Regions from separate parts of the Homo sapiens genome. Here region 2 is linked to region 1. A link is a loop called in an ENCODE intact Hi-C map of the cell type or tissue named here. Cell type or tissue: MCF 10A. All regions are shown on one strand. Each heading gives the region's core, and the rest is flanking DNA. Links, peaks and the distances in the headings are about the cores only. Region 1 has its middle 140 kb from the start of LINC01435. Region 2 has its middle 310 kb from the start of LINC02661.

Region 1 (17,140 bases), core at 5,805-13,804:
TACAGGCAACAAATTACATGATTAATGGAATGGTACCTCACATTTCAATACTGAGATTGAATGCAAATGGCCTAAATGCTCCACTTAAAAGATATAGAACTGCAGAATGGATAAGAATTCACCAACCAGCTATCTACTGCCTTCAAGAGACTCACCTAACACATGAACACCCTCACAAACTTGAGGTAAAAGGGTGGAAAACTACATTTCATGAAAATGAACACCAAAATTGAGCAGGAGTAGCTATTCTTATATCAGACAAAACAAATTTTAAAGCAACAGCAGTTTAAAAAGACAAAGAAGGACATATATAATGATAAAAGGCCTTGTCCAACAGAAAAATATCATAATCCTAAAAATATATGCACCTAACACTGGAGCTCTGTAATTTATGAAACAATTACTAATAGACCTAAGAAATGAGATAGACAGCAACAGAATAATGCGGGGGACTTCAATACTCCACTGACAGCACTAGACAGGTCATCAAGACAGAAATTCAATAAAAAAACAATGAATTTAAGCTATACCCTGAAACAAATGGAATTAACAGATATATACAGAACATTCCATCCAAAAACCACAGAATAAACATTCTATTCAACAGTGCGTAGAACTTTCTCCAAGATAGACCACATGATAGGCCACAAAATGAACCTCAATCAATTTAAGAAAATTGAAATTATATCAAGCACTCTCTTAGACCAAAGTGGAATAAAACTGGAGATCAACTCCTAAAGGAACCTTCAAAACCATGCAAATATGTGGAAATTAAATAACCTGCTCCTGAATGATCACTGGGTCAAAAATGAAATTAGGATGGAAATTAAAAAAATTCTTTGAACTAAACGGCAACAGTGACAACACCTATCAAAACCTATGGGACACAGCAAGGGCAATGCTAACAGGAAAGTTTATAGCCCTAAACACCTACATCAAAAAATCTGAAAGAGCACAGTCAATCTAAGGTCACACCTTAAGGAACTAGAGAAAAAAGAACAAGCCAAACCCAAACTCAGCAGAAGAAAGGAAATAACCAAGATCAGAGCAGAACTAAATGAATTGAAACAAAAAAAGATACAAAAGATAAATGAAACAAAATGCTGGTTCTTTGAAAAGATAAATAAAATTGATAGATCATTGGCAAGATTAACCGAAAAAGAAGAAAGAAAATCCAAATAAGCTCAATAAGAAATGAAATGGGAGATACTACACCTGACACTACAGAAATACAAAAGATCATTCAAGGCTGCTATGAACACCTTTATGTGGCCAAACTTGAAACTCTAGAAGAGATTGATCAATTCCTGCAACTATACAACGCTTCTAGCTTAAATCAGGAAGAATTAGATGCCCTGAACAGACCAATAACAAGCAGTGAGATTGAAATGACAATTACAAAATTACCAACAACAACACAAAAGTCCAGAACCAGACAGATTCACAGCAGAATTCCTCCAGACATTCAAAGAAGAATTGGTACCAATCCTATTGACAGTATTCCACAAGATAGAGAAAGAGTGAACCCTCCCTAAATCATTTTATGAAGCCAGTATCACTCTAATACCAAAACCAGGAAAGGGCATACCCAAAAAAGGAAAACTACAGACCAATATCCCTGATGAACATAGATGCTAAAATCCTTAACAAAATACTAGCAAACCAAATCCAACTACATATCAAAAAGATAATCCACCATGATCAAGTGGGTTTTATATCAGGCATGCAGGGATGGTTTAATATATGCAAGTAAATAAATGTAATATGCTGCATAAACAGAATTAACAACAAAAATCATATGATCATCTCAATAGAAGCAAAAAAAGCATTTGACAAAATCCAGCATCCTTTTATGATTAAAACTCTCAGCAAAATCATCATACAAGGGACATACCTCAATATAATAAATGCCATCTATGACAAACTTACAACGAACATAATACTGAATGGGGAAAAGTTGAAAGCATTCCCTCTGAAAACTGGAACAAGACAAGGATGCCCAGTCTCACCACTCCTTTTCAACATAGTACTGGAAGTACTAGCCAGAGCAATCAGACAAGAGAAAGAAATCAATGGCCTCCAAACACTGTTGGCTATTTGATATGATCTAAAGACTACTACAGAAAGCTCCTAGAACTGACAAAAGAATTCAGCAAAGTTTCTGGATACAAAATTAATGTACAAGAATTAGTAGCTTTTCTATACACCAACAGTGACCAAGCTGAGAATCAAATCAAGAACTCAACCCCTTTTTCAATAGCTGCAAAAAAATAAAATACTTGGGAATATACCTTACCAAAGAGAGGAAAGACCTCTACCAGGAAAACTACAAAACATTGCTGAAAGAAATAATACATGACATAAAAAAATAGAAACACATCCCATGCTCATGGATGGGTAGAATTAATATTGCGAAAATGACCATACTGCCAAAAAAAATCTACAATTTCAACACAATTTCCATCAAAATACCACCATCATTCTTCACTGATTAGAAAAAAAAAATCTAAAATTCAAAGTGCTGGGATTAGAGGCATATGCCATGTATCTGGCCAAAAATTTCATTTTTGGATAGCTCATTGTAAGTGTAAAGAAAACCCTGATTTTTAAATGTATATTGAGTTTGTATTCTACAACTTTACTGAATTTGTTTAGTATTTCTAACAGACTTTTAATGGAGTCTTTAGTATTTTCTATATATAAGATTATGTTGTCTGTAAATGGAGACATTTAATTTCTTCCTTTGCAATTTGAATGATTTTTTTTTCTTGCCTTATCTCTCTGACTAGGACTTCCAGAACTGTGTTATATAAAAATGGCAAAAGTAAACATCCTTGTCTTCTTCCTGATCTTAGAGGAAAAGCTTTTAGCTTTTTCCCATTTAGTATGCTGTCAGCTTATCATATATGGCCTTTATTTTGTGACACTAATTTTGCCAATAGTTTTTTTGGATATGATACCAAAAGTACAGGCAACAAAATTTAAAAAATAATAATTTGAATTGTGTCAAACTAAAAAGCTTCTGCACAGCAAAGGAAACAAGCAACAAATTAAAATGTCAACCTGTGGAATGGGAAAGAATATTTGCCTAATCATATATCTGATAAGGAGTTAAAATCCAAAAAATATGTAAGTGATTAACAGAACTCAATAGCAAAAAATAATAATAATAAAAATCAGATTTTAAATGGGCAAAGGAGTGGAATAGACATTTTTCCAAAGAAAACGTACAAATCCACAATGAGTATATGAAGAGATGTTCAAAATCACTAATCATGAGAGAAATACAAAGCAAAACAATAATCGATCATCACCTCACACTTATTAGGATGGCTAGTATCAAAAAGACAAGATATAACAAGTATTGGTGAGGTTGTGAAGAGAAGGGAATGTTTGTACACTGTTGGTAGGAGCGTAAATTGATATAGTCATTATGAAAAGCATATAGAGGTTCCTAAATATTAAAAATAAAATTATCATATGATTCAGCCATTCTACTTCTGGGTATGTACCCCAAGGAAATAAATTAGTATCTCAAAAAGATATCTCCACTCTCATGTTCATTGAAACATCAGTCACAAGAGATAAGATGCAGATGTTGAAACAATTTAAGTGTTGGATGAATGGATAAAGAAGATGTGAGATATATACACACCAATTCTCTCTCTCTCTCTCTCTCACACACACACACACACACACAGAATATTATTCAACCATAACAGATGGATGAATGGATAAAGAAAATGTGAGATATAAACACACACACAGACATACCTAGACACACACACAGGGAATATTATTCAGCTATGATTGATGGATGAATTGGTAAGGAATATGTGATATGCACACACACATACACACACACAAAATGTTATTCAGCCATAAAATGTAAGAAAATCTTGCCATTTGCAACAACATGGATGAACCTGGAAGACATTTTGCTAAATGAAGTAAGCCAGAGACCAAAAGATAAATATTGTATGATCTCACTTATATGTGGACTCTAAAAAAGTCAAACCTACAGAAGCAGAGAGTTGAAAAGCAACCACTAGGGCTAGGAGGTAGGGGGATTGGGGGGAAGTTGGTCAAAAGGTACAAACTTTCATATATAAGATAAATAAGTTGTGGGTATTTAAGATAAAACGCGAGTGGTGATGGATGTGTTAATTTGATTGTGGAAATTATTACACAATGTATATGTATATCAAATCGTTATATTGTACACCTTTAATATATATGATATTTGTCAATTAAATCTCCAAAAAAAAATTGAAAAAAATCTCAGCATAAATTAGGGGCCATATGCTGCATTGCCTCATATAAGATAAATGAATAAATCTTCCAATTTTCTCCAAGATGTCTCAGCATTCTATGCAGTATTTTTAGATATATTTTCTTAATTTTAAATAAGTTTACAAGGAGTATTTGATCCAATCAACTTTAATTGCCTACCAACATAATCCAATAACCTCATTTCAGTTGTATTGTTAGAGGAGTTAATTGGACCTGCACAGCCACCAGCTAAAGATATTGGTTTATGCAAACAGTAAATCCAATTTCCGCTATAAACACATCTCTGCCGGAGGAGTACAGACAGAGAGAAAAGATAGAGGATACTGAATGCAACCTCAAAATATCATTAAGTCCAATTATCTGCTTTCATTAGATGGAGAAGGAAAAAAATATCATTAATGTATTTAAGTAAATATAAGTGACTGTGTATTTATAATGCAAATAGTATATTTTACATATATGACACTATACATAATATGTGATATGATTATATATACAAACTTATATGTAATATATACACACAAAGACACACACATATGTATTTGATTACATATATTTAACTTGACCCAGATACATTATTATTTTCCAATTGTAATATGTCAATGTATTAGTTTGTTTACTCACTGCTCTAAAGAACAGCCAAAAACTGGGTAATTTATAAAGAAAACAAGTTTAATTTACTCACAGTTCTGCATGGCTGGAGAGGCCTCAGAAACTTACAATCATGGAGGAAGGGGAAGCAGGCATGTCTTACCCATGTAAGTGAGCAAAAGAGAGAGCACCAAGAGGAAAGAGCCCCTTATAAAACCATCAGATCTTGTAAAAACTCACTCACTATCATGAGAACAGCATGTAGAAAACTTCCCCTATGATGCAATCACCTGCCACGGGGTCCCTCCATCAACATGTAGGCATTATAGTTTGAGATGAGATTTATGTGGGGACCCCGTTATCAGTCAGATGTTATCGGTCAACAAAAAAGGATGTGATAAAATTTAGAGCACAATTTAGTTCAGCCAGAATCAGCAGGGAGGGACTGTTTTTCCTCCAAGCCTATCATGCCTCCTACACATTGTCCCTAACAACTTGAGGAATTATTCTAGGAGTGATGAGAGTTTTGTATTTGATGAATTATTATTATTTTTTAAGACAGAGTCTCGCTCTGTTGCCCAGGCTGGAGTGCAGTGGTGCGATCTTGGCTCACCACAACCTCTGCCTCTCAGGTTCAAGTGATTCTCCTGCCTCAGCCTCCTGAGTAGCTGGAACAACAGGCACACGCCACCATGCCAGGCTAGTTTTTGTATTTTTAGTAGAGATGGGGTTTCACTATGTTGGCCAGTCTGGTCTCGAACTTCTGACCTTGTGATCCGCCCGCCTCAGCCTCCCAAAGTGCTGGGATTATATGCATGAGTCACCGCACCTGGCTGATGGATTATTTTTAAACCTGCAGTTTTCCTATGGGTATATCAACATTTGCCTCTAAAGAAAAATGCAATGTATTTAGACTTCAATGTCTTAATATTGGTGTAATTCAGATCCATGGTTACTTGATGTATCAGAATGAACTGGAGTCTATTGCTTTCTGATCCCATCACATGACTCACACGTCTTCAGTCTCAGGAAATTCATAAATTATCTTTAAGCCTCACATTCTTGCTCGAGGAAGTCTAGCAATTCTACTTTATTTACCTGATAGATCATGCAAGGTATAAATGAGAAGATGCTTTTGAACTGCAAAGTACAATACTACACAAAAGAATAAGCCATTTAGAGGTTAAATTAAATGCAAATAATGTAACAAGTATAAAAGAATGCATTATTTTACTTCAGAGAAAATATTGTTTTCCATTACTCTGGGAACATTGTTGACACCCTAACAATAAATATGCTAATGCAAGCCTTCATGAAGAGTTCCCTAAACAAAGTTCTCTCTGTGGAGCATTTTCCTGTAACATTTTGTTTGTCAAATTCTAGTTATTGTGCCTTTTAAATATGGCTCAAAATGTGTTTTTCCACCAATTTAAATTGATTTCCATTTAATTACTTCAAATTAGTGAGCTGGTATTCTAATCACATTCACTGACTTGCATCACATCTGGAAATGTATGTTGAAACACAAACACCTCTGCCTTCTAGAAATTACAAAAAGTACCCCTTCTAAAAGTTTTCTGAACTTCCTCTTTACCTAAAAAGTTACCATAAGTAGAAAATTGAAGAGACAGAATAATGGTCTTTTCAGTCCACTCATTTATAGCAATTTATGGTGGGGGAGGGGCAGAGACGTATGTCTTATGTTACCCACACCTGTGTCTCAGCTTCCAGCCTGAGGTCATTCCATAGCATATACTTCAGTGAGTCCAAAATAGTGTGGTGGTTAATTTTAGGTATCAACTTGGCTGGGTTAAGGAATATCCAGATAGTTGGTGAAACTGATTCTGGGTAGGTCTGTAAGAGTATTTTCAGAAAAGATTAACATTTAAGTCAGTAGACTGAGTAAAGAAGATCTGACTTCACCACTGTTGGGGGGCTGGAGGGTGGGCATTATCCAATCCATTGAAGGCCCACATAGAACAAAAAGGGTGAGGAAAAGAGGGTTCATCCTCTCTTCTGGAGCTGAGACATCCATTTTGTCCTGCCCTTGGCCATCAGAACTCCAGGTTCTCCAGCTTATGCTCTGGGACTTATTACAGTAGCTTCCCAGGATCTCAGACCTTTGGACTCAGACTGAGTTATACCATGAACTTCCCTGGCTCTCAAGCTTGTAGATGGCATATCATGGGACTTCTTAGCCTCCATAATTGAGTGAACCAATTCTCACTATTATCTATCTATCTATTTATTTATCTTCTACTGGTTCTGTTTCTCCGGAGAACTCTGAGTAATACAGTAAGTTTCCCTGGCACTCATCTGTTAGACTTACTGTGAGTCTAGCCAATCTTCTTTGCAAAAGCAATGCCAAGTTATAGTCTCCCAGAATCCATTCTTAAACATGTTTACAGAGAGTACACCTAGCACTGGTTCACCATGCAGAAAATAGAAGGTAGGTGATTGTTGCTAATTAATAGTCATGTATTAATAATTGGCTCAATGCATGATCAAGAGAGGTAATGTGTGAATTAAGCTATCAGTACCTCAGAAATGGACAGAAGAGAAAAGTCAATGAAGAATATGACACTGGGGAAGTCTTACTAAAGGAAATTGAGCCTTGGAGCGAGCAGAATTTAAACAGGATAAAATGTAAGAAGTATCCAAGTTAGAATTGAGGGGTGAAACTTTTGAGGGCTTAGGGTGGGTATGTATCTTTGACTTATTTTTTTGTACTTTGCTTTGCAGGGAATGAAATTCAAATCTGTGATTAATTCACGGCCTTACCTTTTTTACATAGTTGAGATGACACTTAATTGTTCAGATTGACATTCAGATCACATTCTGGGACAGGTATTTCTCTTTGTCCAAGGAGACAGCTCCTCCAGCCTCTACTCCATCTATATTGTTTCTAGAGGTATAACATTTTCATGGGACTTCATTCCAGCTAAGTTCGATTGGGTACTTGACCCAAGCTGGGGCAATGAGTGTCTTCCAGAGGAAAAACAATATGATCACTCTCTCCCTGGGACTAAATCTGTGAGACATAAAACTAGGCAGCTCTTGGCAGTTGTGTTTTGGCCATGAGGAGAAAGCTGTTCTGAGGTAAGATAGAAGAACAAGGCTAACACAATAAAAAGAGGATAGCATCTTGATGGTTCTAATATTTCTGAAGTCCAGTTACAAAACTGTTGGTAAGTTCTATTGTTATTCCAGCAAATTCCCTTTCTGAGTAAAAAAGTTCACGTTTTTGTTAATTTGTCTGCTACCCTATTTGTAACCAAAAATCATCCTAAATTATACATTGCAAGTTAGAATTATATAGCAAACTTAACAAAAGGTCCAGGGCCTGGTCTAGTCTATATAATGCCATGTAGTACCTTTATCTGAATTAGAGAAAGATGCCGCCTCTGGCCAGGTACAACTCCATCGGGGCTGTGTTGATGAGGAGACCGCAGACTAGATTCCAACTCTGCCAGCCTCAAAGCCAGATGCACAACCATATGCGGGAACCCTCAGCCTGAGTTGTAAGCACCACTGTGGTTTAAAGTCTCCCTCTATTTCCCAAACAGCTTATCCTTTACTGTGATTTTGTAGCTTGCATAAAGCATCTTTGGATATTCACAGAGAAAGTCTGTGGATAACGACCTCCATAATGACCCACAAATAGGAGAACTTTGGGTGAAGACAATGGATAGTGCTAAATGAGTAAGCTAAGGAGTCGTGTTACTTGAATCTTCTGCAGAAAAAAAAAAAAGTTGATTCCTAACACATTAACACTTTTTTACATTTACACTTGGCTGAGTCACCAAATTATGTTCCCAGGAAAAATGCCAATTGGTATCTAAAAATTATATTACAAAGTAAATGAAGTCATAATACAAAAAAAAAAAAAAAAAAAAGAATGCTCACAGTAGAAAAAGCTATACTTGGACAGGTCTACTTTAGCTTTATGGCCTGCATAGGCATAGCTCTACTCATAGAGGGCGCTCTTCCCTTGGCCAGGTCTGGGATTCTGGAGACACCAAATAAGGCAGCTTCAATTCTCAGTGAAAGTAGTCGAGAAAGTCTCCAAAACAAAAAGCTGATTTTATTTGCATCTTAAAAAGGTGCCCTTTTCCCCATGGAGCAAGGATCTTTAGAATATATAATCCTTTTTGTAAAAATTTCCTTAAAGAATACAATTTAGGTTTTTCACTCAGAGAAGGAAGAATGTTCTTAAACATTCAGGTTTGCCCAGGACTGAGGGGTTTCCCAGCACAAAAGACTTTCAGAGCTAAAACAAAACAAAACAAAATCTCTAGGCTTGAATGGCTCCTAAAGAAGAGCTGAGTGAAATAAATGCAGAGTGGTCCCTTCCCACCATGGACTTCCAGAATCCTAGCTGCAGGAGCCCCCATAACCCCCACAGACATTTGAGTTGGCAGGGAAATGGCCCAGAGAGCAGACAGACAGAGCTCAAATCCACCTGGAGCCCAGGTGGTTTGGCACGGGGACAGCTGCAGTGGAACACAGCTATAGGCGCCCATCAAGGCTCTCCATACTCCTCCAGATAGTTCTGGCCTTTGTTCACTGGTGGACATGGACAGAGCAGGGCTGTTTCTTGCAGGACCAGAGCACGTCTAATCTGCACATCCCCCTGTCACCAGCTTCTCTGAGTCCCTGTCTGGCCACACTGGCTCACAGTGCAGCCTCAGCTGCCCTCCCAGAGTGCTTTTGCCAGTGGCCACCATTATACAACTTTCACTGGTGACCCCCGCTGCCTCACTGAAGCAATTTTGCTGATGACCCACTGGAGCACTTTCACCTATGACCTCATTGCCACCCTACCAGAGCACTTTCATCCACAACCCTCAGCAGAGTGCTGTTGCCAGTGGTCTGGGAGCACATTGGTGCTCCCCCACAATAGCCAGTTTTCAACCTCAAGGGAACAAAGCTGTGGGCCTTGTCCCGGCACCCCCGTGTTAGAGCACATAACCCAGGAGTGCCAAGATGAGCCTTGGGTCTGTGAAAGCAACCAGAAACAAAGCCATTTGACTATGCTTATCTCGTACCACAGTCAAAACTCAAGGGCAAAAAAAGAACATAAAAGCAAAAAGCCATATCCAAAGGACAGTAACATCAAAGGATAAAGGATCATCTGTCCTCACAGATAAGAAAAAACCCATACAAGAACTTTGGCAACTCTAAAAGCCAGAGTGTCTTCTTATCTCCAAGTGATCATACAAGCTCTTTAGCAATAGTTCTTACCACGTTGAAATGGCTGAAACGTGAGACATAAAATTCGGAATCTGGATGACAAGCAAGCTCAACAAGATACAGAAGAAGGTTGAAACTGAATCCAATGAAGAGGACACAATGATCTAAACGTTGAAAGATGACACAGCCATTTTAAAAAAGAACCAAACTGAACTTCTGGAAATGAAAAGTTCACTATAGGAATTTCATAATTAGAAATATTGACAACAGAATTCACCAAGCTGAGGAAAGAATCTCAGAGCTTGAAGATGACTCTTTTGTATCAATGCAGGCAAACAAAAATATTTTCCTTGTGAAACTTTCCTTATTACCTCAGGACAGTGTTGGTCACCGTTTTCTCTAAGCTTCTATACCACTTTGTATATACCATTATAAAAGCATTTATTAACAACATAATTAAATTGTGTGCTAGTTATATGATTGTACATCTGTTTCTTTGATGGACTAGAAGTTGTATGACTCAAGGGACCATGTCTTATTAATTCCAGCTGAATTCATACATATTACAGATTATTAAAGAAATAATGTGAGTAATGAGTATTCATTCAATTAAATAATAAATCAACAAAGAAAGAAAGCAGCTGTACTTTAAATCATTAAAAGATCATTAGCGTGGTAGATTTGTATTACATCAACTTAATTAGGCTTGAACTGTGGTTTCCAGAATTCTCTTTTCTGGATATTTGTTGTACATGTGGCAGAGTACAGGAGAAATCTTGTAATAGATTGGGAAGACAAAGAGAACCAGGAGTCACCTTTTGTATTTAGATTCAGACGGCTGAGAGTAGTACACAGGTACTTTTGAAGCTCGAGTATGGCGTCGGTCACCTGTTATCCCACCTGGTTGATATAGGGCTGTAGATCAACGACCGCTATTGGATGCCCGCCTTCAACTTTTCAGTTTCTGGGTCAAGTAGATATTTAGTTTCATGATGAAATGCATCACTTTCTCCTCCAGTACACCTGTGTCATAGAAGGTGGAAGCTTAGAGGCAATGAGAGACTGACCCCAGTTCCTGTTTACCATGGGTACCAGAACAACCTTGCAGATTCCACTTTGCCATTGTTTGCACCATTCAACTTTTGTCTACCTGCCCCTTTAGATTTTAGTTTCTAATACCTGCCCCAGAAATGGCCACCTCAAAAAGACTGTTTAATAAGCTCCCACCACTACTTAAGATCAATAGCTAATTTTAAACCATATGTGTGTGTGCATGTGAGTGTGTGTGTGTGTATGTGTGATCCGTGTATCCCAGTGATTACAGTGGTTATGCTTTTCTGTGCTAATCTTGACATGGTATCACTAGCCACCAATGGCAACAAAGGCTAAAGGTTTAGATTTTCAATAACACCGGATTTCCTAGAAGGGAGCAAATTTTGTGTTTTAGAGCATTAGAGAAATCTGCTGAACGAGAGAGACCTGGCATTGGGTCTTAACATTCGGAAAGAGTATAGAGAAGAGCCATTTGGGACACCTTGTGAGATAATGATACAAAAGTATGTTTTACTAATTCTTAATACTAACTATTATAGACTAAATTGTAACACACACACTCACACACACAGACACACACATACACACACACAAATGTTAAGTTGAAGCCCTAACTCCTAGTGTCTTAGAATGTGACCTGATTTGGAAAAAGGGTCGTTGCAGATGTAATGAGTTAAGATAATGTCATCCTGGAACAAAGTGAGCCCTTAATCCAATATGAATTGTATTCTTATATGAAGATGACCATGTAAACACAGAAACACAGGAAGAACACCATTGACAATGAACAGAGATTGGACTTATAGGAAGGCTCAAGCCAAGGGATACCAAAGCTTCCTGGGAAGAAGTAAGTAAGGATTCTCCTAGAGTTTTCACAGGGGCATGGCCTAGCCAACATCTTGATTTTGAACTGCTAGCCACCAGAACTGATGTTTTAAATATCTTTTGTTATAAAATATGTTGTTTCTTAGGGCTGCTATAACAAAGCACCCCTCAAGTTTCTCTCAGGTGTCTGCAGTCTAGTGGGTGGTCTAAATGGCCAAGCACAACACTCGGCTGTATTTTTAATGCAGGCCAACAATAGCAACAAAGAGATCTTAACTTGGAAAGTGGCACAACCACAGCAGAAGAGTTATTATTTATGTATTTTGCTTACATAATAGTCCAAGGCATGTGTTTCTGGTCAGCTGATAACTTTCCTCGTTGTGGTGATTCAGGAATTCAGAAGCTTTCATCATGTGATCTCTCTATCCCTTGCAGTATAATCTTCATGTACGTTTGGTCATGGCATAGCAGAAAGAACATGGAGAGAATCATGGGGGTATGTCTATTAATCAAATCTAAAAGTGGGGCTTTCTGCTTTTGTTTATTGGCTAGAACTAAGTCACATGGTCGCACCTACTGCAAGCAGATATGGGAAATGCAGTCTAGCTTTGTACCCAGAATTTTTTTTTAAGGATTTTCCCTGAATAGCTAGCAGTCTGCTACTCAGGGCATCTTGTTTTAGTCAATAATTCCTTCTCCCTCACTCTAACAGTCATTATCTCCCCCAAAAGACTATACCAAGTTGTCATCCTTATCCAATGTCTGGAACATGACATGTTGTACATCACAATCTGATCATTAACTATGCTGATTTTACAGGTATATTTTCCCCAAAGTAACACTTGCTGCATGAGGTAATACAGGGATCTGCTGATCTTAGACTGAATGTCATATTTCAAAGAAGAGTTGTCATCCAATCTAGAAATAGTTTAATTAATTTCTAATATTTTGTGTTTCTGTAAATACAGTGACTATTAATAACAATTGTTTCATTTTAACTGCTATTAAGCAACCTCTGAAAAATCACAATTTGACTGTAATCTCATTATGTATTAATAGGATTGTATACTTGGTATTTTACTAGTACTTTATATATAAATCTTAAAGAAAACCTAAAATAATATGTTATTATTACACTATTCTAATCCAGCAGTGGCCTAGATACGTTAAGTAATTTGTTCTAGGGATTTGAATTTGTGTTTTTCTAGCTTTAGAGCTTATGCTATTTATTATAGAACATAATTCATTCTTTTCACATCCCAGTCAAGCATTTAAAATACACAACATATTGTAATTGGGTCACCATGGACATGGAACTGCATATTTTTGCCCATCAGACCTGCACTAAATTGAGGGTCAAGACTCATATGTATAAATCTCTTAGAAGAGTAGTGAGAATGATGCCTTCTGAAAATGAAGTCTATTTTCTGTGTAATTGTTAGGTCTGTTTTAACAATGACATATTTGTGATGTATAATTGGCAGATGATAGCAGTACCGAGACAGATAAGAGAAAGCTAATGATTCATATGCATAAAGAGTTAAGGTTTTATTGTTGGGGGCCCAGAGCTAAATCAAATAATTGTTCTTTAAAATGGTAACAGTTATTTTAAGGAGTCAGATAATATTTCCAAAGCTTCTTATGGGGCAAAGTGTCATCTAAAGAATCTCAAATTATTTTAGGATTGTTATAAATCCAAATAAAAATACACATTTAATTGCAGTGATAGCTTAATTGAATTTGATTTTAAAATGTTCATTATTCAATTTTAAGCTTATATGTCATTACTAAAGCACACTGTCAATGCTGAATGGTAAGATGATATTTTGTATTGGTTCTGAAATTATCTTTTGAATAGGACAATTGTATTTCGATTTTTGATGTGTGTGTATGTGTAAAAGTATTATTTGTAAACTGTGAACATGTAAAGTATACCACAATTTTGTAAGCCTGTCTAGATGATTAGTTAATTAATTTCTATATACTGGCATTTATGGAAAGTAGAATAAGCCAAGTTTCCTTCAACTACTCAACTACTGAGAAGTCTTGGCTCTACTTCAGGATACTTGGAGACAGCAAAAGTTTTTTTCTAGAACTTTGGTCAAGTACAAATGTCATCTGGGCACTCTGGGAACGGGATAGCTGCAGGACTGTCCCTAGGCTGTTATTTGTCTATGAGCCCAGGCACTGGGCGCACAGAGTTTACCTTCAGAGCATCTGGGCTCTGAGAGCAGATGACTCTGTGTCACACTCTATGAGGCACACAACATTGTGCAGAGAAAATACAGGAGCCTGAAGATGAAGAGAGAGAGAAAAAAAAAAACCTCTAGTATGTGACTGAAAGTAATTATTTATCTACTATCCGACAGCCAGTCTGTTTTGGAAAACATTCTTTTATGCTCCCCTAAGATTAACCCTTTCTAGAGGAACTATAGCAAAAATTCATCTTTTTTTATTCTCTTTACTGCTCTTTTCTGGAATTTGATTTTAGAGCAGTCTCAGAGTCTACAGTAGATATTTAAATTTCCAAATGACTAAATGCATGCTGAAGTAATCATTTATAGCCCAGCATGAAGATATCACAGTGGCGCAGTAGTGGTGCAGTGAATTATCCCTACCTGTGAAACTGTGATGGATACAGCTAATTATCCTTTGAGGGAGAAGTAAAGTCCTACCATGTCCTCAACATCAATATCAATAGCTCCCTCATAAAATATTAAACTTCTAAGATCCCGACAAAAAAGAATTCTTGCAAGCCTAGCTTGAGGGTAGGAGTTGTCTGCTTTTCTGGAAGAAATCTGGGACCTTAACTTCTGTTCTTTGTTGCTTTTCATTTGAAAGCATCTTGGATCTCTTTAGTAGGACAATCCCAGAACCCGCCACAGGCATAAATTAACTTCTTCTTGTACCCTGTTGAGAGTAGAGCCCATTAATGACTACTAACGTCCATTACTAGACAGAAGAGGATTTTCTCGAGTAAACCAACAATCAAAAAATGGAAGATTTTCACAGCAAATCAGTGTCACTGCTGGGAAGGAGAGACAGTATTTGAATGGCCGAGATTGGTGTTATAATAACTGAAGTTGTTGCTGTCTTTCAATGTTTCTTCTTTGTTTCTTTTCAACAACTGGTTTTCATTATAGGGGAAGGTAACTTATTTATTTCACACTTGTGTTTCAGTTATTTTGTTTGTTCAGTATCCTTTGGCTGCTTTAAATACCTTACACTTCTCTCACAGTGGTCATGTAAGCTAGGTAATATTATTCTCATTTTGGAAAATATATAACTCAAGCTTAGAAAGATCCAATAAGTTCATTAAGGTCATCCTTATTAAAATGGTAGAGTCAGGATTCAAAGCAAAACTGAGATTCCAAACCCTCTATGGTCTTTTGGCCTAGTTACGATTGATAATTTTCTCCTTCATGTGAAAAATCTAAATTCCGATTAGGATAAAGAAAAAAAGTCTGAGAGGGAGGGAGAATATGGAACTAAGAAAGAAATAAAAGGACCATGACCAGATAGGGATTGTGAGCAGGCTAGAGAGGAGCCAACTACCATAAGAGGGGTGGGAGGGCTGTACAGGGTTTGCTTGTCATATTTGCCTAAAGCTGTTCCATCAATGCCCCAGGGAAGAAATTGTGACCTGACACAGTGCATTTGTTTGTTCCAGACACTGTCCTGTGTACCATTGATGTGTCCTCTCTCCCTCTACATTCACTGGTTTAAGGTATTACAACAAAATAAAGGTGGATATAGTCGAAGGGAAATATGCACCAGACACAGGTAAACAGGCAAGGAAGGGTTTATTTTTACTTTTTTAAGATTTATGTTTTACTTAACAAATAATAATCGTATATATTTATGGGATACATTGTGATGGTACATGTGGCTCATGTTATTACATGCATAGGTTGTGGAGTGATTATGACTATTTCAGTAGAGAAGAGAGACTAAGCACAACTTTGATAAAACAAAAGGTAGGAGGGTTCTTAAGCAGTGGGATGAGCTAGTAGAAAAGGGCTGGAGGACTTTAGAGGGAAGGTTGGTCAATGTGTTTGTTAATTGGTGTTTGTCAAAGGTAGTTTCCTACCTTCTTACAGAGAGTGAAAAACAGGACCCTGTCTTCCTTAATCATTATATTTCAGAAGAATGGCTACCAAGCCCTTGAGAAAGATATTTCTTGGTTTTAAAACTGCATAGGGTCTGGGAGAAGATTTAAAATCTCAAAGAGATTTGAACAAAGACTAAGAATTTACATTTGCAAGTTTTATAAAGTAAGTGCTCTAAAAGCGTTTTTAAAAAGAGAGAACGGAGTCTATAGTCAAAAACAAACATGTCTAAAATTTAGTCAAGCTGAGGAGAAAGAGACAATGTCTCCCAATGCAACATTTCTTGTCTTGAAGCTTGGAAGGACAAATGGTATGAAGAGAAATTCCATTTTAAATAGTTATGTGATAAAATAGCTTATTGAGTAAACAATGGCTATCTCTGGGGAACCTGAACATGAAATGAAGAGAGGTAGAAAATAAAATTTCTGAGTTTGTTATAATGGTTGTTAATAAATTAAAACAGTTTACCATTTTAAAATAAATGCTTAAAACAGATTGATAAGATAATAATAATAATGAAAAGAATAACAACTCTTAGTGGTAGGATTACAGGTGTGAGCCAATGAACCCAGCTATAAATACACAACTCTGTCAAAGGGAAGAGAGAGCTAGCTGCTCCTGCCTCAAGATACGTTAGCCCTCGTGTAATGATCAAAATCCCAGTATGTGCCAACGAGTCTTAGATGTGTCCACAGGAAGGGTTCAGCTATTGGCACATAGTGGGTTCTCAAGATGTGGCTATTGGACTTGTCTCATTTCTCTATAGCAATATATAATTGTCATATAGTTTCCTCAGCCAGTCAATATGTTTTTCATCAAACTTCAATCATTTCAGTTACAGGTGGATGTTTTCAAGTAAGAATTGATGTCATATAAACTAGAATGAAATCTAAATAAGAAAACAAATATTTCATAAAGTAGCCCAAACATCAAGTTAAAAGGATATTCTTGATTTTACCAATTCTAACCAAGTAAATGTGGGGTTCTGCCATCACGCTTGTGAGATTTGGAGTCAGTGAGTCAGGAACCACCATCTAAATCATTAAAAGGAATTGTCGTTGGAGAACGTAAGCATG
Region 2 (17,140 bases), core at 5,308-13,307, 810 kb before region 1:
ATTCTAAAAAGTCAATTGTTAAATAAAAATAATGTGGTTACAATGATCTTATTTTCCAAACCATAACAATAGGATCATCTCACTTGATAAAAATTTTGTTCTGATGTATGAATATGTATAAATACATACAACACACACATACACACACACACAACACACACACAAACACACAACACAGGCTTACCAACCGTTAAAAATGGATTCAGTTGTGCTTTTATCAAAGCGGCCTAATGGAAAAGAATAAAATTATCTATAATTGTGACTGTCTTGGAAAATCCAAGATTTTTATAGGCCCCATATTTATAACGCACAGTATCTATAAGGGAGATATCACTATTTTCAAAGCTATCAAAAATCTACTGTGAATAAGAAATATTTTTCTTTCACTAAGCCCAGAGATTCTGTTTTCCTTAATCATCTCTTTATTTGTAGTGAGTGTTTCATTAGCCATTGACACTGCTGCATTGTTATCTTTCTGGATTGCTCGCTCCATGTCATTCTCATTTTCTTAGTCCTTGGAAAAGATCTGTTTCATGGATATATTGCCTCACTCTCTCTTCCCCACTTTGAGTTATACTGCATGGTATTAAATTTTATCTTGCTTTGTTCCTTCTCTTCCCACTCTTTTTCCTTCCCTTCCTTTCTTTACTCTTCTCTTCTTGAACAATTAATTCCTGAAGCCATTTAATTGGGCATAATAAAAAAGATAAGTGGCTGTCCTGGGAGGAAAGGGAAGCTGCAGGGGCGTAGTGCAGGGATGAGGAGCACCTCACCTCGTTCTGTGCAGGGTGAGTAAGACACACAAGTGGGAACAGCTTGGAATAGGTGAGGGGGACATGCATGCAATGGTGGTGAGACAGGCCCAGCTTGGAGTATTGGTTATGAAATGGGGTGAGGGGTGAGGATTGAGGGCTTTCCTGTCAAAGGGTGGCCCACATAGCATGTTGGAACCAAAGACAGGTAAGGTGGGGCTTTGCAAAGAAGAAATATTGGCTATGTGCAAAGGGATAGAAGGAAAGGAAGAACAATAAATTAAGGATAACGAGAGCCCAGTTTCTCACTGTTAGAGAAGGGAGATCAAATGTTAAAAGTGTAAAAACTAAAAGGAATCTTTTCAGTTTTGGTAGATTGGAATTTGAAGTATCAGTATGACTTCAAGGAAGGGTGTGTGTGTTTCTTAGTTCATTTGTGCTACTGTACCAAGATAGCACAGACTAAGTAATTAAAAAAAATAGTAATGTATTTCTCACAGTTCTGAAGACTGAGAAGCCAAAGATCAAGTGGGAGGGGATGGTGAGGGCCTTGCTGTGTCCACACAGGGCAGATGAATGGAGAAAAATGGACTAGGTCCTGCAAGCCCTTTTCATAGCAACATTATTCTATTCATGAGGGTGGGTCTTTCTTTACCCATTCACTTCCCAGAGGCCCTGCCTTCCAATACCTTCATCTTGGTGGTTAGGTTTCAACACGAGTTTTACAGAAGGCACTATATTTAAACCATAGCAGTATGTGTGTTGTTTGGTTTCCTTTATTTGTTTGCTCTATTAATTGAAAGGGCCTCAGAGCAGTTATAGCAGTAAGATCTTACATTGAGTGTTCTTATTACACACAAGTACACAAATACACACATAAATAATAATAATTAAAAAAGAATAGGAAACTTTTAGAGGTGATGGATAGGTTTATGACATAGATTGTAGGGATGATTTTATGAGTTTACACATTTCTAAAGTCATCAAGTTGTAAGCATTGAAATGTACAGGTTTTTATATGTCAATCATACCTCAGTAAAGTGTTTTTAAAAATAGGAGCACTCCTTCTGCCCGTATCTTATCTTCTAAATACATTTTTCACTATGGGAACCAGGAATATTTTTGTGCGTGTGTGCCAGAAAGTAAATAAATAAATAATGATGGAATGTATCAAAAAGACACAGAAGCCAGTTAGGAGAAGTTCTCTGTGCCAAATTGAGCATAATTTGAGCATCAAAATAAGTAATACTAGTAACACATTATAACCCATTGAATAAAATAGGAAACCATCAGTCTAACCATGTTTAAATAAATGAATAAATAAGTAAATTTGAAGAGGAAAAGAATCTTTGAATAGTTTGAAAGTGACCCTTCTGAAACAAAATACTTAAGAAAAAAAGAGGAACTTCAGAGTGGAGAAGCACTACTTAATCAACATCATCATTTGTAATGAGGAAGTGAACATTATCAGTAATGGGACAAATTGAAATCATCCACTGCATGATAAGATTAAAGGGAAAGGACAAAGAACCAAACATGCATATAATCTAATCATGAGGGAACAGCAGGCAGACCCACAAGGGATATATATTTTACAAAATATCTGGCCTGCAATTATCAAAAGTGTCAAAGTTATGGAAGTCAAAGAAAGAAAGGAAATGTTCCAAAAATGAAGAAGACTAAACAGACATGACGATAAAATATGACGAATGATTCTGAACGGGATCCTTTTGTCATAAAGTCATTATTGGGAGCATTGATATCTGAGTACTATATGGCAGTAATGCATCAACATTAATTTATGGCTTTAATGGTGATCATTGTTTGTAATTATGCAGAAAATCATATATTTTTTGTTTATTGGAATAAGATGGCTGTATGTATGAGTAAGGGGATATCAGTTCAGCAACTTACTCTCAATTGGTTCGGGGGGGAAGTGTTCTTTTTTTAAATCATACTTTAAATTCTGGGGTACATGTGCAGAATGTGTAGGGTTGTTACATAGGTATACACGTGCTATGGTGGTTTGTCACACCCATCAACCCGTCATCTACATTAGGTATTTCTCCTAATGCTCTCCCTCCCCTTGCCCCCCACCCCCTGACAGGCCCCAATGTGTGATGTTCCCTCCCTGCATCCATGTGTTCTTATTGTTCAACTCCGACTTATGCGTGAGAACATGCGGTGTTTGGTTTTCTGTTCTTGTGTTGGTTTGCTTAGAATGATGGTTTCCAGCTTCTTCCATGTCCTTGCAAAGACATGAACTCATCCTTTTTTTGTGGCTGCATAGTATTCCATGGTGTATATGTGCCACGTTTTCTTTATCTAGTCTATCATTGATGGGCATTTTGTTTGGTTCCAAGTCTTTGCCATTGTGAACAGTGCCGCAATAAACATATGTGCACATGTGTCTTTATAGTAGAATGATTTATAATTCTCTGGGTATATACCCAGTAATGGGATTGCTGGGTTAAATGGTATTTCTGGGTCTAGATCCTTGAGGAATCACCACACCGTCTTCCACAACGGTTGAAATAATTTGCATTCCCAGCAACATTGTAAAAGCGTTCCTATTTCTCCACATCCTCTCCAGTATCTGTTGTTTCCTGACTTTTTAATCATGGCCATTCTAACTGGCGTGAGATGGTATCTCATTGTGGTTTTGATTTGCATTTCTCTAATGACCAGTGATGATTAGCTTTTTTTCATGTTTGTTGGCTGCATAAATGTCTTCTTTTGAGAAGTGTCTGTTCATATCCTTCACCCACTTTTAGATGGGGTTGTTTTTTACTTGTAAATTTAAGTTCTTTGTAGATTCTGGATATTAGCCCTTTGTCAGATAGATAAATTGCAAAAATTTTCTCCCATCCTATAGGTTGTCTGTTCACTCTGATGGTAGTTTCTTTTGCTGTGCAGAAGCTCTTTATTTTAATTAGATCCCATTTGTCAATTTTGGCTTTTGTTGCCATTGCTTTTGGAGTTTTAGTCATAAAGTTTTGCCCATGCCTATGTCCTGAATGGTATTGCCTAGATTTTCTTCTAGGGTTTTTATGGTGTTAGGTCTTATGTTTAAGTATTTAAGCCATTTTTTATAGCAATAGAGAGTAAATTGAAGTGTCCAGTGCTTCTTTTTTGACCTGCAATCTGTTAACAGCTAGTGTGCACTGGCTTCTTCTCTCTTTCTCTGCCTCTTCCTTTGAAGTTGAGCAAAGAGGCGAATCTTGGTTCAGATGTCAGCTTTGTCATTTGTCAGTTGTGTGATTTGAACAACAATACACTCTTTCCAAACCTCAATATTTTCTTCTATGAATTGAAGATAATAGTAGATAAAAAAGGATTAATACAGTATCTGGCCCATGTTAATCACTGAATAAAAGTGTGATTATTATTATCATTGTTGCTCATCTATTTCTGTGTCAAACTGAATAGGTATATCTTATCCTTTTCAACAGTTTTATAACATTCACTATTTTTATGTACCTTATACATCTTATATGTATTAATATTTATAATTTATTTTTGATGCACTTTAGATTTATTTCAAATATTTTGCTGTTGTGTACAGCATGGCAATAAACAGTTTTATAACATTCACTATTTTTATGTACCTTATACATCTTATATGTATTAATATTTATAATTTATTTTTGATGCACTTTAGATTTATTTCAAATATTTTGCTGTTGTGTACAGCATGGCAATAAACATCTCACTGTCTATATCCTTCTTTTTCACTTACCCACTTAGTGTATATGTCTAGAATTTATATTTTACTTCTATCCCTTAATATATATTCCTAGAACTGGAACTTTTGGATGAAAGGCATGCTAGCCTTTTTAAAACAGGGGCTAGTAAACTCTTTTCTTAAGTGAACAGGTATTTTAGTGTTTTCATGCTAGATAGTCTCTGTCACAGCTATTCAGTTCTGCTGTTGTAGAAGCAGTCATTAGCAAATGAATGTGAATATGTTTCAACAAAACTTTATTTAAAAGAAAACAGGAAGTGGGCCAAGTTTGTCCATTAAAAAAAGAAAGAAGAAAGAGTCTTCTGGTAGTTTTAGTTTCAAAGGCCTGAAAATCAAGAGGGACTCAACTTTCATTTCACAATAACCTAGATATGAAAATTCTACAGCAGGATGGGAAATGTCAGCGTCTACAGATGGAAGCATGTTTGCACTCATCTGGCAGCTGTAACTCAGGATGCCAAGTATGACTTCTGTCATCTGAGGTTCACTATCTAATACCACCCCTGACCACACTGACCTTTAGGCAGAGAAGAACTTGGAAAAAAATTATAGTGGTGCCTCATTTCTTAATGTAGAAGTATAATCAGCTTATAATGGATTTTATGCATTGTTTTAAAGTGAGAAAATGAGCACTTCAGACATAAAGTCTTGCTAGTGTGGTGTTTTCTTTTTGTTTCTTTGTTTGTTTTTTTGGCAGAGTCTTTCTCTCTTGCCTAGACTGGAGTGCAGTGGCACGATCTCGGCTGACTGCAACCTCTGCCTCCCAGGTTCAAGCGATTCTCCTGCCTCAGCCTCCAGAGTACCTGGGATTACAGATGTGTGCCACCACGCCCAGCTAATTTTTGTATTTTTAGTAGAGACAGGGTTTTACCATGTTGAGCCAGCTGGTCTTGAACTTCAGACCTCAAGTGATTCACCTGCCTCGGCCTCCCAAAGTGCTGGGATTACAGATCTGAGCCACCACGCCCAGTGTGGCTTGTAAGAAAAGGTGGGCAGTATTTTTTCCTACCCTCTAATGTGGAATAGTTTAAAGTTTCTAATTCTTCAAGGTTAAGCCTCACTACAAGTCTTTCTGGGATACTTTATTGTGTATTTAAATGAACCAGCTGACGACTACAGATGTTTCTTTCTGTCTTAGAATAGTTTGTACTTCCTCAGCTGATATCTAGGCTTTCTGGAATCTGGACACTTGTCTGATCCAGGGCTGCTGTGTATGAAGGAGGAACCAAAGCAATGATGTGTCTGATACAGCTGAGATCAACAGTGCTTGTGGGCAGAGGATCGCAGGTTGTTGAGGAGGCTTCCCAGGACAGACCGTGCCGTGCTACCATTCCCCTATTACACAGTGTGTGCCATTGTAGGGACTGGAGGCTCCTAGAACTAAAAAGAGTTGCTCATCCATGAAGGTTTGAGTGTTTTGCTTTGTTTTGTTTTAATAGAAATTGCAATTTAGAATGTCCATTCTGGAATTAGGGTGAAGATGCCAATGAGATAGTTTCATAATTGATTATAATATTAACTACAAAAAGCAAAAATAGTACTTATATAGAACCTACCACTTGCCAAGCACTGTTCTAAACTCTATACATTATTAACTCATGTAATCCCTGCAAAAACCCTATGGAATAGATACTTTTATAATACTCATTTGAGAGTTCCAGAATCTGAGGCAAAGAGAGGTTAAATCACTTGCTCGAAGTTACTTTTGCAATCTGTAAAAATAAAAAATGGCACCACTAATATAGGCATCCACACGGTTGGGCTACATAATCATACTTTTACACTGAGCCACAGGACTTCGGTATAATGGTTATGGATTAAATTAGATAGGCCCTAAATTCCCATAGAATCCCCAAGGGCCACACACAACTCCTGAAAATAGAGTCCTGACAGAGCTAATGACTAACGTTAACATTTGGAAGCACCATACGCGTGGGCTTCCAATGCCATATTATAGAGACTGCATTTTATTTTCTCAAATTTCCTACAAGATAGTTTTTATTTACATTCATATTTGACAGATGATGGACCCACATCTCAGAGACATTAAATTTGTCATTTTAAATCAACAGACACTGAGTGGCAGACTGAGTATTCATATGCAAGTCTGTCTCCAAATCCCAAACTCTTAACAAATATCCTGTACAATTTTGGAGACAACGTAGTGAACAGAGTGCTGGATTGGAATTAAAATACCTAAATTTTAAACCCAGCAGCTCTATTTTATCACCAAGGGACACTGGATGAGTTAATGCCTTTCTCAAGGCTGAAGTTTTGTTCTATATCACATAAGAGAATTGGTGTTTGTTACCACTGTTTTCATTCAGAATGATACTGTATGATTATGTGATTGTTTTATGTCAAAATATGTCTGAGTACCTTTTCAAATTCTAAACTATCCCAAGACATTTCCAGTCCCCAGAGCATAGTGTAAATAGAAGAAATTTAGATAAACACTACTTTCAGTCATTGGAATAAAACACTAAATGCATGAATACAGAAATACAGAACAACTACTTTTGAAAAATAAGCTAATGCTAATCTTTTTTTTTTTTTTGAGACAGAGTCTTGCTCTGTCACCCAGCCTGGAGTGCAATGGCACAATCTCGGCTCACTGCAACCTCCACCTCCCAGGTTCAAGCGATTCTCCTGCCTCAACCTCCCAAGTAGCTGTGAATATAGGCACGTGCCACCATGCCCAGCTACTTTTTTTGTATTTTTAGTAGAGATGGTGTTTCACCATGTTGCCCAGGCTGGTCTTGAACTCCTGACCTCAGGTGATCCACCTGCCTCGGCCTCCCAAATTACTGGGATTACAGGCGTGAGCCACTGTGCCTGGCCGCTAATGCTAATCTTTGACAGAAACCCTGTTGATTTCTTCAGGCCTCAATTTTCACATGTATAGACTGACCATCTGAATGCCAGTGCCAAAGCCCCTTTTTTGTGTGTCTTACATGTAGGACACACAGTGCAAGATTAGGAATTCAGAACTTCCTGGTACCTGCCAAGTTGCCATGCAGATTGTGAGCTGCATCCAAGGTCTCTTTCACTGCTGAGTTTTCTGTGTATTAAATCAGGCATACCCATGAGAAATGGACACTGCATGGACTCTCATGTTGCAGTTCACTTGGCCTTTTGCAGAGTCCCAGTAATTCATGTCCTTTGAATGTTTCAGGATCATTTTTTTTATTCTTGGCCAAATGCAATATTCCATCATAGAAATGCTTTTGTGGGGATCCTTCTAGGTCTATCTCATTTTGTACCTTTCTCTTTTTCTCAGTACGCACCCTTTCCCCAGTGTACACATCTCAGTAATATGTCCAGGACCCTTTCTATGGAATGTTGAAATACGAAAAGTAAAGCTCATTACCTAGGCCACTTGAAACTGTTTCTTTCTCTCTTTTGTCATTTTTACTCTTTCCAACATGGGTGATTAACCTCTACTTCTTCTTTAATAAGCGCTTATGATAGATGGAAAATTCCAGATTGTGCATTTGCTTGCTCAGATTTCCTTGGCTTTAGGGCATAAACAGTGATCTAATCCATGCAGTCAGACCTAAGGGAAAAGGTACAATTGTGAGGATGGAAGACTGTCTGGCAAAGACATATACAAGGGGATTGCCCACTTTCTTCCCTCAGGTATGATTAGGCAAAAATATGATACATGGAGGAGTAGCAGCATTTGGTGATTATGAGGGCGTTAGCCTGAGGATTTAAGCCAACGTGCTCAAGATTTGAGTGGAAAGAGAAGCACCTGAATCATAGTTGACATCACTATGCTTCCTAAGTAACCAAATCTGGAACTCTCTATCTTTCAGTGAGATGATGAAGACACTGATCTTACGACACTTTCGTTGGATCATTCTGTGAGTTTCAGCAAAAATATTTTTGAAACATACAAATCCAAGATATCCCCTTGCAAAAGTTTTACATCTCCTTTGTCTGGCTGAACATGTTTTATTTCATAATCTTGGCAGAAGTGTCATTTCAGAAGGACGCTAGATGGCAATATATGCTTCATAATTTATGGTGGGGGAAGGGAATTTAGGTTTAATATTGAACTGTCAAACGTACATGAAATGTTCAACGTGTGAATGTGAAAATACGTCAGAGTTTTATTTATTCTGTAGCTCTGTAAAAACTACTCTTTTAATTAAGACAGAAAGAAAAACTCTGAAGATAATAAAAAATAGTTTGAGCACTGGGACATACTGGGTAGGAAACTCTAATGTCCCATACAAGTTTAGGGAACAAAGAATGTCCTATCTCAGAAGAATATGTTCAAAGGCTACAAATATTCAAGTCTCTTATCTTCTGCTATTTAATTCAGGTACTGTGTCTATGGTGCAGTTGGTAATCCAGTTGGACCATGTTTATTGTAGACATGTCTCAATGCAGAAGGCATTACAGTTGTGCCTAGAGAAAAATAATTTAAGAAATATTAGCCACATATTCAAATTTATAGCCTTAACCCTTTGCCCAAATAGCATCCCTTATATAATTTATTTTTATTTCTAAGTGATGGTCTTAAAGATTATGGTGTTTCCTTTCTTGACAAGAATTTGCATGTGACTTTACCTAGGTGCCTTAATAAATCAACCAAATGCTGTCGTATGAACTATATATTCCTCCAAATAAGTTTATGCATTATATCAGTTTCTGTTTGGGACACCTGGAACTTATAAGTGGTACATAAAATATCACTTATTATCAAAATATATTTTCTGTGTTCATGGGATAATATCTATGTATTCATTTTTAGAATTTGTCTCATGCACCCATCATCACCTTCTGAGCCCATCTGTGAATTCCTGAGAAGTAGCAGTTAATCATTTCAGAGATACATTCAGACATTCAGATACATTCAGAGACGTTCAGAGAACATCAATCATGTAGGTGTTTTGGTAAATATTTAAGAGGAAGATTTGAAACATTTTTTCATGGTATTACTTGCTTCTAATGAAACAACAAAAGAAAAGAAACATTTTTTCCCCTTCTGTCATTCTCCTTCTGTCATTAAGACATTGTGAGAAATCAAGACCAAATGCTAAAAATCACTTGGTAGTTTGAAACTCTACACCCTTCCCCAAGGAAGATCAGTATATAACATTTTACTTGAGTGTATTACTAAAAGGATCAGTCTTGGATGGAGGCATATTCATGTTTGATAATGAATGGAATAATTGGACTCATTTCTGAGTTTGAGATTATAGAAGGATTTCTTACAGAGGAACTTGTTCCAAGACATTCAATGCAATGAATATACAATAAAGGTTAACCTTCTCCCACCCAGCTCCATAGATCAGCAACAGAATTTAAGTCAGACATTTCTTACTTACAGATAAGGATAGAATTTTGTGACAGCCTACCCAGTAGATGACAGAAACTTAAAGTAAATTAACTCTAATCATCACAACACTCTAAGTTTGTTTCTCTCATTTTACATGGGTGAAAATGAAGTCCAAAGAGGTTGTGTTACTTGCTGAATAACATCCTCTGCATATAATGAAATTTGTTTTATATCACACAGGCGGGTATTGTATAATACACACACACACACACACAAACACACACACACACACACACACAAAATACAGGAAAGATTATAGTAGGGTTTAAGTTATTGTTTATGTAGCTATTTGTCAGGAAGAAGTATGCTTCGTGGTCAATAATCTACATTTGGAGAACTTTTTTTTTCTTTTATTTTTGAGATGGAGTCTCGCTCTGTTGCCCAGGCTGGAGTGCTGCGGCACAGTCTCAGCTCACCGCAACCTCCGCCTCCCGGGTTCAAGTGATTCTCCTGCCTCAGCCTCCCTAGTAGCTGGGATTACAGGCACCCGCCACCACGACTGGCTAATTTTTTGTATTTTTAGTAGAGATGGGGTTTCACCAACACTGTTGGCCAGGTTGGTCTCGAACTCCTGACCTTGTGATTTGCCCACCTCTGCCTCCCAAAGCACTGGGATTACCCCCGTGCCTGGCCAGAAGATGCTTAATAAATGTTTGATGAAAGATTGAATGAATGGAATAGCATTGCATTAAGCTTCTATTTGTGGCAAGGTAAATCATTTATTAATGTCGTATAAAAGCAATACAGCCATATTATAAGAAAAGATTAAGAATGTAGTTTGTAGAGATGCTTTATTCTGATGAGCATAGGAAGTAAGAAAATCTTGTATTTTCCAATTTCCAGCAGAGACTAAAATTATTTCCAGAGTCATGTTCAACTTTAGCTGCAATTTGCAGACAGAACCCTCCACAAAATTCTTTAAGTCATTACTCTCTATTCCTCAAAAAGGATTTGTTTGAAGACACTATAATGCTTCCTTGTCCTTGAGTCCTTTTTTAGAATATGTATTTTACAAAACTACAGTAGGAAAAAAAAAACTATCCAATGGAACAATGCTTATGTTTTCTAAAATTAGTGGATTTTTTTAAGTTTCTAAAGCTCTCCAGGTGGAAAATAAACGGAAATTGAATTATTTAAGGCACAGCGATTTTATTAATACTGATAAAAGAGGAAGTTTCTTGAGAGAAATTCAAAATCAATCTTATTTCAGTGGGAACTTCAGTAGCTTCTATACAATGAATAACATTAGTCATATTTAAAAAAATGAGATGTGCATAACAAAGCATCTGTTTTAGGCTGATTCTCAACTCAGACAACATTTCTGCTTAGCTGAAGAAATAGTGGAAGAAAATATTCAGCTCATTTTTGATAAAATATTAATCTATTCCTTCTTTATGAAATTGTTAATGTTTGTCACAGAAAGTTAATATTTGCAATTTCTCTATTCAGCAGTATGGTTGAAGGATGAAATTATCTCGCTTCAGAATGCAGTTATTTGCATCCAACTATTGGTCATGCACATAAAAGATTTATATTTCATTTTATGACTGAGATTTGTTTATATGAAATATGTGAAAAAATGCTTTTTAAAAAAAAACAACTTTTTTTTCCTTTTTCCTTATAATTATCAGGCTATCAGTTTTTCTTGTTGGGAGAATCAAAATAAATAAGCTAATGTTTTATTCCTTTTGCATCATCTTTAATAACAACTATTTCATGAATATAAGCCATATTGAGGGAGCCATGCAGGCTTGGAATTGGAGAGAGGTGGAAATACTGTTTCCTTTTTTTTTTTTTTTTTTTTTTTTGAGATGGCGTCTGGCTCAGTCGCCCAGGCTGGAGTGCAGTGGCGCCATCTCGGCTCACTGCAAGCTCCTCCTCCTGGGTTCACACCGTTCTCCTGCCTCAGCCTCCCGAGTAGCTGGGACTACAGGCACCCACCACTACGCCCGGCTAATTTTTTTTGTATTTTTAGTAGAGACGGGGTTTCACCGTGTTAGCCAGGATGGTCTCGATCTCCTGACCTCGTGATCCGCCTGTCTCGGCCTCCCAAAGTGCTGGGATTACAGGCGTGAGCTACCGCTCCCGGCCTAAAATACTGTTTTCAAGGGGCTTCTACGTCGCATTGGCAGAGCCTTACAGGTGGGGACGTTCTTACAAAGCCCCCTCTGCTCTGGAAAAAATGGATCTTGTTTTTTTGTGCCAGATTCTGGGCTCTTTTTCATTTCCAGTTAGAAGGATTAGAACAAAATTTTTTATTGTGCCCCTTGTTCTTTTATATTTAGTTTTATAATTCCTCTTAGAAGTTTATATAGGTATCTTGGACTCTCTGCATCTAAACAGGAGTTTGGGTTTTCACTTCTCAGATTCTTACAGATTTACATAAAGAAGCTCATCTGCATTCTTTGTGAAATTAAACTTAAGTTCACAAGGCCCCTTAATGAGGGAGGATCTCTACTCAGAGAAGGATGATGGATTAAACGCTGAAATCTGATTCATGCACATCCTACACATAAGATTGTCCTAATCCCTAAGGAATCTCCCTCCTCTCATCTCTGCCACTGGGTGAGGATTCTCCCTCCCTGATCAGCCTTTTAAGATTGGAATTTTATTTTATTTTAAGAAGTGCCAGGGTCCTTACACTTTTGAGTTTCTTTTAGAGGTGGGGCCAGTACAGCCCTAATAAGTCAACTCATAAGAAAATAAAGAGCAAAAGAGGGAGGTGTATTTTTATTTAGAATAAAAAAAGAAGTAGGCTTCTTCCTAGTTAAAACCAATTAACAGCCCTCTTCTGGGAAAAAAATAATCATCTTAATGTTGGAGGACATTAATAACATTTTAAATGTCATATTGGTTAGGAATCTTCTTGGCTGCAAGGAACAAACATCGTCATTGTTCCTAAAGTGACTTAAACATTTAAAATATTATTTTTCTCAACTAAGAGGGATTTCAGATGTCAGCAGTCCAAACCTAGTACAGCTGCTCAGTGATGCCATCAGGGGCCTTTCTCTGGCCCACTCTGTCATCCTTAGTTTTTTGGCTTCTTATCTTCATGGTTGTCACCTCATGGTTCCCAATGGCTAGTGTGTCTCCAGGCATCATATATTCCAGCAAGGATGAGTAAGGGCAAGAAGCAGAAACTGCACAATTCTTATATGTACTATTGGCCAGGACTATATCACATCGACCTCTCCAAATCTACTAGGGAAGCTAAATGTGCATTTTTCCATTTTGTAGCTTTCTGAGGTATTGAACAGAAAGGGTAGTTGGGAAATGAAATGGGGATGTGTGAATATTCTTAGCTCATCTTTCCATGTTGCTGATGTCAGTTAGCACTACGTGATTTGGTGACTTCCACACAACTTGGTACTTTTCTTCTTTTTAATATCTTATAAGTTTCCTTACAAAATTTTAGGAAGAATTTTTATTAAAAATCCCAGCCAGGCACGGTGGCTCACGCCTGTAATCCCAGCACTTTGGGAGGCCGAAGTGGTTGGATCACCTGAGGTCAGGAGTTCGAGACCAGCTGGCCAACATGGTGAAACCTCGTCTCTACTGAAAATACAAAAATTAGCCAGGTGTGGTGGTGTATGCTGATAATCCTAGCTACTTGGAAGGCTGAGGCAGGAGAATTGCTTGAACCCAAGAGGCAGAAGTTGCAGTGAGCCGAGATCGCACCAGTGCACTCCAGCCTGGGCAACAAAGCAAGACTCTGTCTCGGGAAAACAAACAAACAAACAAACCAAAAAACTCAAAGTCTCTCAAAGGAGTACTCAGTTATCAAACCCTCTGCAGACACATTCTTATGAACCCACATATTTAAGAAGATTGCAAAGATCTTATATTGTCACCTTGTTTTCTCTCTAAGTGGCAGTTTTAACGATTCTTCATTTAAAAGCAAATTCAGTCAACCTGGCGCAAATCATCACAATGAGCTATTTGCTCTTTTGTGCTGTTTCTCTGATGAACTTCCTGCTGTCTTTGTCTCTAGTTCTCATTTTGGCCTTTCTATATTCCTAGTGTCATTGTATGTGTTCACCCTGGGTAGTAAAGCATTACTGACTTGCGCCTGACTCAAAACTTTGGATTATTGAAGAGGAAAACTCTCTCTGGCTTACTAAACTCTTAACCTGGGATGGCTCTTTCTCAACAGGGAACATATGGAATATTATAGCTGCCAGCTAAACCTTCATTGTGGTGCAGTTTTAGGAACAAATCCATCTCCTGATGTAACTGAAATACCCGTCTACTCTCCTCCATATAGGTATTTGGCATTCCAAGCCTGCTTCCCACTCTGCTTGATCTTCCAGAGTCTCTGTGTTCTCTGCTTGAGTGGCCGGGCTTTGATTGGGTACATTGCAGTTGCAGCCTCTCTCCTTTATTTATTTATTTTTTTTTTTGAGGCGGAGTCTTGCTCTTTCGCCCAGGCTGGAGTGCAGTGGCGCGATCTCAGCTCACTGCAAGCTCCGCCTCCCAGATTCACGCCATTCTCCTGCCTCAGGCTCTCCGAGTAGCTGGGACCACAGTCGCCCGCCACCACGCCCAGCTAATTTTTTTTTTTTGTATTTTTAGTAGAGATGGGGTTTCACCGTGTTAGCCAGGATGGTCTTGATCTCCTGACCTCATGATCTGCCCACCTCGGTCTCCCAAAGTGCTGGGATTACAGGCGTGAGCCACCGCGCCCAGCCCTCTCCTCTCTTAAAGTTGAATGGCAGTAGATATCAGAGGACACTGGGAAGACAGCAACAGTATGGTTTATTTAACTGGCTTGCGTCTCCAGGGTGTCAGACTTCTTTTGTGTCCGAGATACAATGAGAAAATTCGTCCTGGAATTTTCTAAAAACCCTGAAAAAATATCCCTCCAAATATAAACAAGCAATAAACAATCCAGAATATATGAAGGGCCAAGGATTTCCCTTTGTGTAAATTAAAATAGACAAAAGTAGTGAGCACATGTAGCTTTGGAGAAGACAGTTCTTATGAAAGGGCAGAATCTATTTCTAAGAACTGGGGCAGAAGACTGTTAGCCATAGAGGTATGTGCACATGTGTAACGGTTAATTTGTGTTAACTTAACCAGGTCATGGGGTGCCAGGATATTTGGCTAAACATTATCTCTGGCTTTGTCTGGGAGAATGTTTCTGAATGAGATTCGTGTTTGGGTCCCAGGACTGAGTACAGCAGCTTGCCTTCCCCAATGTTGCTGGCATCTTCTGATCCATTGAGGACCTGAATAGAACAAAAATGCAGAGGAGGGGATAATTTACTGTGAACTGAGAAACTGGGACATAGGCCTCCTCCTCCCCTTGGATTCAGACTGGAATTTACATCATCAGCTCCCCTGGTTCTCAGGCCTCTGGACTCTGGACCTACACCCCTGGGTTTCCTGGGTCTCCAGCTTGCAGATTCCAGGTGGTTGATCAATTGTGGCACTTCTCAGTCTTTATAATCATATGAGCTAATACCTTGTAATAAATAAATCTCTCTGTCTACATATATACATAAACATATACATAAACATATGTGTGTGTGTATATTTATATATGTGTATATATGTATATATGTATATTTGTGTGTATATATATGAGTGTGTGTATATATGTATATATGTATATATATACACACACATATATACACACATATACACACATATATACATATATGTATATATGTATATATACACATATAAGTATATATACATATACATATACACATATATACACATATATGTGTATATATGTGTGTATATACGTATACATATATACACATATACATATACATATACACACACACACACACACACACACACTCACATATATAAATATATACCATGGGTTCCATTTCTCTGAAGAATTCTAACACAAAGTTATACCCATCATGACAGAAGAAACAAATCAATCAAAGTACAGGCAGAGTCCTTTGTTCCTGTGTCACCCCCAAACTGTTCCATCATTCTACTTCCTGCCCCAGCCACACCCCACCCTGTACTCCCCCTCCACAGCTTCAGATCCTGAGATGCTAGGCATTAGCAGACTCTGGTTTGAGAGTGTGGTCTAGAGTCAACAGTTTAAAGCCATCTGTAGTTTACTAAGATATCTCTGAGAATCTAGAAGGCAAATTAGAAAAGCCTTGTAAATACAGGAACACTGAGGCTGGGGCAATAAGGGAAGGAACTGGGGTGCTTAGAAAAGAGAAGACTTTTGCATGACAGTCACCAAGTTTCAAATTCTGACTCCACCACTGCCTGCTGAGATCTTGACCAAGTACCACAGGCCCTTTGAGTATCAGTTTCCTTACCTATCTCTAGAAATAATACAAGGGAATATAATACATCCCACCGATTTTTTGGGAGGATCTAATGATTTAAGAAATGTGTACATGATAAATGTGTGCCTGATCACAAGGTGGTAGCCATTAATATAAAATTCACAAACTATGAAACAAATTCATTATTTGGATGCATTGACTACATAATGGGGTTAGACAGATTCAGTGCTCATTTCTGTGTTTACTTGCTGTACATGAAGTTTTTTTTTGAGATGGAGTCTCGCTTTGTCTCCCAGGCTGAAGAGCAGTGGCAGGAACTCGGCTCACTGCAACCTCCACCTCCCAGGTTCAAGCAATTCTCTTGCCTCAGCCTCTCGAATAGCTGGGATTACAGGCACACGCCACCATGCCCAGCTAATTTTTCTATTTTAGTAGAGATGGCGTTTCACCACGTTGGCCAGGCTGGTCTCAAACTCCTGACATCAGGTGATCCACAGGCGTCGGCCACCCAAAGTGCTGGGATTACAGGCGTGAGCCACCATGCCAGGTGTACATAAAAATTTATATGCATGAATTGTGAGGTGAGAAGTAACTGTGTGAAGACTTTCTACAAACAACATCATTTTTGAAGTATTTGATTCTTTATTCATTAAGGAATATTTTCATTGATGAAGCATGCATCTTACTTCCTTTATCTCATTTTTTGCCCATAAATTTAATTGTTGGGTTTAATTATAATCACTGTATAATTACTAAATCTTGGCATTAATTATATCACATTAAGCCATTAATGATATTATTCAGCATAAAACTAATTAAGTCATGAACATAAATTGCCCACGGCTTACCTGTAATACCCTGTTTCTTTCCTCTTTTTTTTTTTTTAATTTCATCTTTTTTTCTAACACATTTGAAAAGGCTTCTTAATGACTTAGTGGGTTTTTTTTTCTTTTTTTTTTTTTTAGTCCTATTCTCTCAGAATTTACAATACCCACAACTGACTTATGGAGCCTTATTTCCTGGGTGC

What was found. A loop is a pair of places that touch in the nucleus more often than their neighbours do. Peaks named below come from ENCODE experiments on the same cell type or tissue, not always from the same donor. Only the 100,000 strongest peaks of a DNase experiment are listed, where the experiment ranks them.
Region 2: a loop joins it to region 1, with 26 times the contacts of the local background. A loop is called at or near these places in 2 of 110 quality-filtered maps.

The regions. Positions count from the first base shown.
Region 1 is chr10:108,196,334-108,213,473 of GRCh38, reverse strand. No RefSeq gene overlaps it. Among named protein-coding and RNA genes, the nearest start is that of LINC01435, 140 kb to the right of the region's middle. In MCF 10A, for the core only: a CTCF peak has its summit at 8,868; a DNase peak (open chromatin) is centred at 8,863.
Region 2 is chr10:109,010,443-109,027,582 of GRCh38, reverse strand. No RefSeq gene overlaps it. Among named protein-coding and RNA genes, the nearest start is that of LINC02661, 310 kb to the right of the region's middle. In MCF 10A, for the core only: a CTCF peak has its summit at 8,510 (motif pointing right); no DNase peak of the experiment used is centred there.